Linked DNA regions of Homo sapiens: region 1 is linked to region 2. Evidence: chromatin loops called from intact Hi-C (ENCODE). Cell type or tissue: endothelial cell of umbilical vein. All regions are shown on one strand. Links, peaks and the distances in the headings refer to the core of each region. The heading gives the core; the rest is flanking DNA.

What was found. A loop is a pair of places that touch in the nucleus more often than their neighbours do. Peaks named below come from ENCODE experiments on the same cell type or tissue, not always from the same donor. Only the 100,000 strongest peaks of a DNase experiment are listed, where the experiment ranks them.
Region 1: a loop joins it to region 2, with 18 times the contacts of the local background. A loop is called at or near these places in 97 of 110 quality-filtered maps.

What each region holds. Positions count from the first base shown.
Region 1 is chr3:63,349,826-63,355,819 of GRCh38, forward strand. All of the region lies in intron 2 of SYNPR (synaptoporin), which reads left to right. Among named protein-coding and RNA genes, the nearest start is that of SYNPR, 75 kb to the left of the region's middle. In endothelial cell of umbilical vein, for the core only: a CTCF peak has its summit at 1,533 (motif pointing right); a DNase peak (open chromatin) is centred at 1,526.
Region 2 is chr3:63,816,814-63,820,813 of GRCh38, forward strand. It overlaps C3orf49 (chromosome 3 open reading frame 49), which reads left to right and starts at 2,486. Exons shown (of 7, transcript NM_001355236.2): 1 at 2,486-2,783. The coding sequence starts at 2,659. RefSeq lists a silencer at 1,833-1,952. In endothelial cell of umbilical vein, for the core only: a CTCF peak has its summit at 1,937 (motif pointing left); a DNase peak (open chromatin) is centred at 1,898.

The DNA.
Region 1 (5,994 bases), core at 1-4,000, 470 kb before region 2:
CAGACTGCCGTTTTGAACTTAATTTTGATTCTTGTCTTTTGGTTTCATTTGCTTTCTTTTATTTTTGTCTTTTTAACAAAGGCAAATGCAAAAAATAAGGTAATCCACTGAGTTGTCCATGTACATTTAAGGTAATCAAAATTTAAATATAACTTTTCTTAATATCCTGGCATTGTATTTCTAAAATGCAGGTCTTTTGCAGTCTCTTTAAACTAAAGCTAACTGATAAGAAGAGCTAACATATCATGATCTTACATTATACTGTCTCATCTACGACATTTTAGGAAAGGAATCTTAGTAATAGGAACACATTTTCACACTTATAATTATACACAGTATTTTCAAATATTAAGGGGAAGGGAAAACAGGTAGAGGTTAATATTATTCTACACACACACACACACACACACACACACATACAAACACAATTATTAACTCTATAGGGGAGACTATTCCCTATATATACAGCCTTTATAGAAAAGATGACTCATAGAGACCCAGGCAGCTGCCAGACACCAACATCTCACTCTCATTGGACCTGCTACAAGCCCTGTGCTGGGGATTGAGATCAAGTGATGAACAGCTCTGTCTTCTTCATATTTTTTTTGCAAGTGGGACTTCAGACTATATCGTGATAGGAGGAGAAAGAAAAGCCATATTGCTAAAGCTGTGTGTGTATGCCTGTGTATGTGTGTGTAGTGTGTGTGTGCGTGCATATGCACACATGCACTTTGCAGTGAAGAGAAGAGACACTGCACTATTATGCAAAACAGCCAAAGGGACTAGGCAAAAGTGTAAGTCAAATGCCTGCAGGGAACAGGCAAATAAAATGAGTGCATAAAGCAGGCTGGCTGTTAGAAAATCAGCAGTGTGCTAAATGGAAATGACACTTGCACTTGCTATGGACACCACAATCAGAAATATACATGTATGTGCAGGGGAGACAGACAAACATGCTGTAGCAAACTGGAGAACCCTTGTCCCTCCCAATTAATAGTTGGGCCAAATCATGTCTATAGCTTGAATTGGCCCCCGAGCCCATCAGTTAGTGACTTCTCGACCTCTGTTCAAGGTGCAGCTCCTTTATGGTTACTTATTCTAAATCCTTTCCTTGTTTTACCAATGAGGAATCTGACCCTCAGTTGGGTTCCATTTAGGTCATATCCTCACTCTCTTGACTGTGTGCCCCTTATCAGACATTATGCTTTCTTGCATTTTTTTTCTCTAGTTAGTCCTATTTACGTAGTAGACTGTCCTAAAGTGAACAGTTGTCCCTGATCTTCGTTGGTTTTACAGGAGGAAATGCACTGAACATCTCAGAAGCCAGAATTCTGAGTGATCCGCCCAATTGATCTTGGCCGATTTAACCCTCAGAACAGATAAGCACCATAAGTACTGCTCATTTATTTGTTGTTGTGTTGCTCTTTTCCTCTGCTTACTTCATCCAGTTTCAGGGGTAACAGGACATTTGACATTCCCTGCTTAATGTGTTTGACAGTTTGAGTTCAAGTTGCAATACTGCATACTTCCAGTAGAGGGTACGTGTGCTTTTCAAATCAAGTGTGAGTGCACCCTAGTAGGGAATCATTCTAGCTCGCTTTCCCGTTTCCAAGAAGCAAAGATTCTTGGTTCTTTGTTGCTTTAAGAAAATTTAGGCCAGGTTTTCCTTAGACAAGGAAATTGAAATTAAAACAGTAGCTCTTTTTAGTTTTTCAGGCAATAGAGATCAAATTTGGGAGCAGTGGGTGATAACACTGAGGAATGTTATCTGAGATGACAAATTCCTGAAGGTAAATGTGACATTTGGTTTTATTACTCTCAGACTGCTTTTATAGTAATAGCATATGTAGGATAACGTTCAAAGATTATCTAAGATTTATAGATTTCATTTACTGAATAATATTTGCTAAGAACCTGCCTGCTATGTCACAAGTAAAGTTCCAGGCAACGGGGATGGAGTGGTGACAAGATAAAGCCCATTCTTCCTGTCCTGGAACTTAAGAAGTTCTAAGTGGGGGAGAGATAAAAGAAGTAGTGAAAGAATGAATGATAATTGACTCAGATACTGAGAACTGCTAAAGAATGAATGATAATCGACTCATACAGTGAGAACTGCTAAGATGCTAGGATCGGCAGCATGGGTGCTGTGGGGCAATGTGGGATGGAAAATATGAAACCTGCTCTCTGGGGAGCCGACCTGAAGGAAAGGAAGAAGCCAGCCCTGTGAAGACCTTGGAGGGAGTGCCAGGCTGAGAGGACAGTAAGTCCAAAGGTCCTGGGGTGGAAACAGAGAGAATGCCAGTAAAGCTGGGGTGTGGTGTGCACTGAGGGGAGAGGGATAGGAAATGCGGCCAAAGAGGTGAGCAGGAGTTGATCATCAAGACTTGAAGGCTTGCAAGGAGCTGTTCTTTTTTTTTCCTGTACAATTTTAGAATTTTAATGTGGGAAGGATTCTTGAAAATCCTCTCACCCAGTTCTCGAAGTGAATAAAAGAATCTCCTGAGGAGCTTTTCAAACCGGCAGATTCGGCTGGAAAATCTGATTTAGAGGCCTATAGTGAGGACTGTGGATCAGTATCATAAAGCTCGATGGTTCAGATGCAAGTAGTCCACAGATCACCTCTTGGGAAAACACTTATTTATCTGTTAAGGTTCTATGTCTACAAGCAACAGAATTCAGTTCCAGCTAACTGATGTAAACAGAGAATTTGTTAAAAGGCAACTGGGAAGCAAATAGAAAAAAGGGGACATTGATGAACAAGACCCAAATATACTTCAGGCACCTAGGTTTGCAGAAACAATGGAGAATCCTTTATGTATTAGTCCATTTCATGCTGCTAATAAATAAATACCCGAGACTGGGTAATCTATAAAGGAAAGAGGTTTAATTGACTCACAGTTCCACATGGCTGAAGAGGCTTCACAATCACGGGGGAAGACAAAGGAAGAACAAAGGGATGTCTTGCATGGTGGCAGACAAGAAAGCATGTGTAGGGGAGCTCCCCTTTGTTAAACCATCATATCTCCTAAGACTTATTCACTATCATGAGAACAGCACCGGAAAGACCTGCCCCCATGATTCAATTACCTCCCACCGGGTCCCTCCCATGACATGTGGGAATTATGGGAGCCATAATTCAACATGAGATTTGAGTGGGGACAGAGCTAAACCATATCACTTTGTCTTTTTAACTTTATTTTAATTGACAAATAATAATTGTATATATTATGTAAAGATGGTGGAGAATCTTTACAAGACACTGCAATCTGGAGAGCAACTCCATTCCAGGTTCTTTGTCTCTCAGTACAGACTACTTGCTCATTCATTAACACAGAGTTGCTTGGCATCTGCCAAGTGCCAGGCAGTGTGCAAGGCACTGGTGATACACTGATAAACAGGAGAGGATAATTTTGTAAGAAAAACACAAATAGAGTGTTACAGGAATTCAGAGGAGTAAGGGGTTGCTATCAGCCCACAGTAATTACAATGTCTTTCCTAGGAATGGGATGGATCTCCCTTATTTATCTTCTTCCACAGGGAGGGGGATCTAGTGAAGCTGCCTAGAATGAGTGATGCCACAGGCCACCTGCTAAATTGGAAACTCTGACTTTGGCTTGACACCTACTATGTTTTAAGCATCACATTCTGGGCTTTTGGGGCATTCATGATGAATTAAAAAGGCTTTGTCCACACAGCCCTAAAGTGGAGATTCGGGAATTAGCCAGTAGTTGAATCGTGATGTGGACAGATCAGTCGGATGATTCAGGTCCTAGGCAGTCACAGTCCTGCCTGACTCACTGATGATTCCGATCCTCCTCTTGCAAGTGCCACTTTAAGCAAACTGTCCCCTCCACTTATAAAACTTAAGTTTTACATCGTTTTCAGCTGTTAACACCTCCAGCTAGGCAAATGAAGCAGGCTTCTTAATGTTAGGAGTGATGATATGATAAGATTCCATGCACAGACATTTTCTTTGTGAGATGATATCCAATTTTTGTGTGAATTTTAATGCACAAAAATATAGTGCTGTCAGATACTTGTTTTTCATTTATTTGCACTTCAAGCTTTGTGTTGCTTTTGGATCAACTAATGCTTTAAATGTGAAGGACTTGGTTTCCTTAGGAGGCTGTATGTATGAAAGGGAGAAACACAGATTCTGAAATCTGGCTGTCTGGGTTCATATCCCAGCTCTGACACTTATTAAGCTGCCAGAGAACTTAAACAAGTTGCTGAAGAACCTCTCTATGCTTGAGTTTCCTCACAAATAACATGAGCATTAATAATAATAACTGTCTTATAGAGTACATTCATTAGTGATTACCACAAAATGCTGCATAACAAGCCACCTTAAAATTCAGAACATCAAAACAATGATCATTTGCTATTGCTTGCATAAATAAGGGGCAACTGGGATTTCAGTGGACCACTCTGAGCTTTGCTGGGCTGGCTCTGTAAAGCAAACCCTAACTGCAGGGTAAGGGTTTGCTTTCCTGAATCATCCAGTGGATCCGTCCACATCATGATCCAACTGCTGGCTAATTTCCAAACCTCCACTTTAGGGCTGTGTGGGCAAAGCCTTTATAATTCATCATGAATGTCAAACCTAACTGCAGGTTAGAGTTTGCTTTGCAAGTCCCTTGTCCTCTTTGAACCAACAGACTAGTAAAGATGCTCTTCTCATGGTGATGGCAAAGACATAACAAGGGCAAGTGGAAGCACATGAGAAGTATCCTTGGATCCCTTAGTAGGAAGAACTTCAAACTCACAAGGCAAAGGGAGTAGATAAAGGGAGAAGTGAAGTGTGCATGTAACAGAGGGTTATTTTGAGAATTAAATATATTAATGTATGTTGTGTTCTTACAAAGACGCCTGACATAGTAAATACTATATCAACTCTTGCTTTTCATCATTATTCTTGTTCAAATGTCTTCTGAGTGTAGAAAATACTGCAGAAATGATCATTTGCATCTTCAGGCAGAATAGAGCCTGCTTTATGAGCTACTGACATGCATCTTTATAGTAACCACTATCAGAATTTGTTGAGCACTTTCACATGTATTATCTAATTTGATCTTTGTAGCAAAGCTGGGGAGTACGTATGCTTTGCCTTTTGCAAATAAAGAAACAGAAGTTCAACAAATGAAGAGTATCTTACCTAAAGTCCCAGAGCAGGCCAGGAATGGTGGCTCATGCCTATAATCCCAGCACTTTGGGAGGCCAAGGCAGGTGGATCATTTGATGTCAGGAGTTCAAAACCAGCCTGGCCAACATGGTAAAACCCCGTCTCTACTAAAAATACAAAAATTAGCCGGGCATGGTGGCACACACCTGTAGTCCCAGCTATTCAGGAGGCTGAGGGCAGAGAATGGCTTCAGCCTTGGAGGTGGAGGTTGCGGTGAGCCAAGATCATGCCACTGCACTCCAGCCTGGGTGACAGAGTGAGACCCTGTCAAAAAAAAAAAAAAAAGTCCCAGGGCAATTGATTCGATTTCACCCAATGTTTGACATCAGAGTCTGCTGCAGTGAGATTAAGACCAGCATCTACTAGAGGCTACTGAAGGACCCAACACCCCAACTTCCAGGTCATTCAGATTTCCAGAGCTAGGGTAAGTGCCATTGGTAATGGCTTTCCCACTGATTGTTCCACGTCCTCATGGTCCTACTTCACATTTCACACTCACCAGCCAGAGTTATCCTTTGAAAATGCAATTTTGAACATACTATTCACCTGCATGAAATCCCAAATGACTCCTACCACTTTCAGAAATCTTAAAGGTTCTGAATCTTCCCTATAACTTCTGATGCACCGGTCCCTGCTTTCGTTTTCATCCTCCATGCCCTCCCATTCTCCGTCACCTCCCAGTGCTTCAGTACTCTGGCCCCCCCAGCCAGTGCTCAGCCCCCTTCTCTGCCACACAGCCTTTGCCAGTGCCTGGGCCTCCCTCTCCCTCTCCCCTTTGCTCTCCACCTAGTTAACTTTGACTCATCCACCAT
Region 2 (4,000 bases), core at 1-4,000:
CCAGGCTGGAGTGCAGTGGCGCGATCTCGGCTCACTGCAAGCTCTGCCTCCCGTGTTCACGCCATTCTCCTGCCTCAACCTCCTGAGTAGCTGGGACTACAGGCACCCGTTACCACGCCCGGCTAATTTTTTTGTATTTTTAGTAGAGATGGGGGTTTCACCACGTTAGGCAGGATGTTCTCGATCTCCTGCTCTCGTGATCCACCCACCTCGGCCTCCCAAAGTGCTGGGATTACAGGCGTGAGCCATCGCACCTGACCGCTTTCTTCCACATTTTCAAAGACACTGGGCTTCTTCCACCTCCGGGCTTTGGCACATGCTGTTTCATCTGCCTGGGTCACACAAATTTTCACACGATTGGCTCTTTTCCCCGTTCAGCATTCAGGACCAATGACCTCATTGGACAGGCTTTCCTAACGCTCCATCTAAAGTCACTCCTCATCCTCAGTCACTCTATCCCATCATCCTCTTTTACTTTTTTCATAACATTTACTACCAGCTGAAATTAAAATGTTCATTTCCTTGTTACCTGCATCTCCCACAGCATATTAAGTTATATGAGTTCAGAGATTTTGTGTATGTTGTTCACTGCAGTATCCCTGGTGTCTAGGGTGGTGTCTAGGGTGGTGCCTGGGAACCACTAGGCATTCAAATATTTGTTAAATAACTGAATGACTCAAAGAAGCTTGGGAGGTAGCAGTTATTACTCCTGTTTTACGAACGAGAAAATGAAGGTCCAAAGAGGTTTTCGTTACCCGCCCAAGGACCCATAAGCTTGGAAGGGGTAGATCTAGAATGTAAATCCAGACACAGCTCAAAATTGATGTCTCTCTATACTCTAACTCTTTCCCCACCCCCTTCCCACTCCTTCTAGTTCTGTCATCTGCTTCAGGACTCCTTTGGGAACCTACAAGTTTTGTCACAGATGCCACAGCAGCAAGTGTTTCAGCCTATTACATACACACATACATGCAGACATGCACACACAGAGACATGTACATAGACACCCATGCACAAATAAAAAACAGCTGTCTTTCCTAGCATAAAATTCATCTCATTCATCTAGATAATTGATGAAATACAACAGAATTAAGGCAGGAGTGCCAATAATTGCATGAAAAATATTGCCCTGTTGCTAAAGAAAATATTCATGTATTCATTTATTCAAGCACCTATTATTTATTGTGCTCTGAGGATGCCAACAGATGAGGAAAAACAGACCAGGGAGGAGCATATGTCCATTTGGCCAAGGCATATTAGATATGCTCTACTTCAGCGTTTCTCAAATAAGGGACAGAGGAACATCTGCACCCACTCTCCTAGAATATGGATTCCTGGGTCTCATTCCCTGCTGAAGCGGAATTTCTATTTCACTTGAATTTTGCCATAAAACTATGGCTTGGGCACTATGAGTTGTCCCACTTTAGGGATGAGAAAACAAGCATGGGTGGGTTAAAATGAATTGGCCAAGGTCACATAGCTAAGCTAGAAATGAGAACTCATGCATAATTCCCAAATCCACTCTCTTAGCCCCTTAACATTATACACTTCATTCTAGACCATTTTAAAGCTCTTTTCCCCAGTACTGAAACATACAAGACCCTCACTACTCCAAGTGCAGTCTGGCATCATCAGCGTCACCTGCGGGTTTGTTAGGAGTGCAAATTCTTGGATCCCAGCCCAGATGTACTGTATCGAAATCTGCATCTTAAAAAGACCTCCAGGAAGTTTGTGTGCACTTGAAAGCTTGAGAAGTATGCTCCAGATTATTGATTAATGCAAACACAGAAAGCAGAGTAATTCTTGTAACTCCCAGAACCTTTCTAGAGGAGTTTTTCTTGTTAAGCATCTAGTTATTTGACTGAACAACTCAAACCGCGAGAGGGTAACAGGAATAAATCCTAGTGTCTGCTGCCACCTTGTGGTGAGAAGTTCCATCACAGGCAGAATTCGCTCTTCACCACGAAATAAATGGGGCAATGTTGGAAGGGAGGGGTGGATCAGGTCCTCAATTTAGCAATGTACTTTGAGAGACCACTGCAAAATTCCAAGATGTAATGAAAACCACCCTTGGGGTACATTTTGAGATGTCCAAACAACAACTGGCCTTGTCATATGTGTCCCACAGGACACAGAGAACATTCACCAGCTGTAACTGAGAGATCTAACAGAAGCTCAACTTGTGTTAATCAGCGTATCGTTGGTATTCCTATAGGTCCCTACCACTTCAGAGTTCAAATACGCACTTCTGAATGTGGTGGTCAATTAGTGTGTGGGTGTTTTTTGTTGTTGTTGTTGTTGTTTGATTTTTTTTTTCTATCCAAATGCCAGCATTGAGGCAATCAGATCATCATTTCTGTATTTGCCTTGTTCAAGAATCTGTGAAGTGTTCCACAAAGGTCCATGGAATTTCACACAGCTCTGTCAAATACATCACTGGTGACCTCTGTGAAGTTGTAAACAGGGCCAGTCCCACAAATAATGTCTCTAACACCTGGAAGGGAATAAGGGAAAGACTCTAAAAATTTCCTACATATTTTATTCCGAATAGCCCACACCTTGACAGTACATTCAGTCACTGGATGATTTTGTATTGAAGTCTGTAAGTTCAAGAACTAAAACAATCCAAAACGGCTACTACAGGTGAAGTTGAGAGCAATGGCCCAACCTCAGCTGTATCTACCAGAACCCTTTAAGATTGCCTACAGAAAAGTTGGACAGTGCCGAAGATTCCAGCAACTCAAGAAGAAAAATGGCTCATTCAAAAGGAAGGGGATAGAAAGGTAACAGAGATTCATTTCCTTTTCTGTCAAATGAGAGTCTTTGGGTTTGGCATAGTGGCATGTCCTTTTAAGCATTGCATTTAGGAATGAGGACTCTGGATGGATTGGCGGGGAGGGTACTGCGTTGGATCAAGAAATCTAGTGTGACAATGTAAGCTTCATTTTATGATCAGAAACATCTTAATTGTAACAGGGAAAACCTTTCCTTTCCACTCGAAATTAAGTTTCAATGTGGCATAGGAGACTAAAATAAGTTCTGATCCTATGTTGATATTTCAGCATCAGAATTTTGGACATCTCACATCCCGTGAAAATACTATTATTTTGAAAAGTCATTAGTGCATTCTTCGAAATAGGTCCACGATCAGTGCTTTCTTTCTCCTATCCCAGCAATTTGGGCTGCTGAAATATGTACTAATCACATTTCACTATGGACACATTGTTTAATGTAACGTTAAAACTGCCTTAGACTTGCTATTTTTTTGCCAATGACAAAACCATATAGACAGGTATGAAACATCCAAAATATAATATATTTTAATTTGGAAAGTCAGTGTGGTGATTTATTTTCCAATTTCTTTGGGCTTCTCTCTTACCAGGTCCATGGGCTATAGTTCAGACATGTAGAAGTGAGGTGTTTTAATGAGTCCTGGAAGCATCAAAGACCAAGCTTGTGAACTTCCATGGACAAAATAAAATACTGCAGAGATTTCCACTTTCAATGAAAAGTAGGCACTCCGGGGGAAGCAATACAACCAAATAAATTCAGTACCAACACAAAAATATTTAAAAACTTAAGAAGGGGAGGGTTCTGCTCATATCAGAAATTGCAGCAGTGTGTTCCTAGGCTCTGGAGCTAAATCACCTTTGTTAATTATGTTCTAGATAGATTGGGGATGAGAGTGGGGAGGATGGGAATGGGAAACACCTTCTAGAGATTCTGAGACCACTTAGAACTGGGCTTTTAACATGGGTGGTCTTCAAAATTCCTGAATCTCCTGAAACTGTATTTGCATTGTTCTGTGTCACAGTATGTGTATGTGTGTACATGTTTATAGTAGTAGAATCACTTAAAAATTAAATTATTATTAAAGGAGTCTCAGAGGGGTCTACGGGAGATTAATCCTACCCATAAGTTATCTCTGGGTGAATTAGGAAATGGTGCTCCCTCCTCAGGACATTTTACTGCCATCTGCCAGAAAATCATTATAATAACT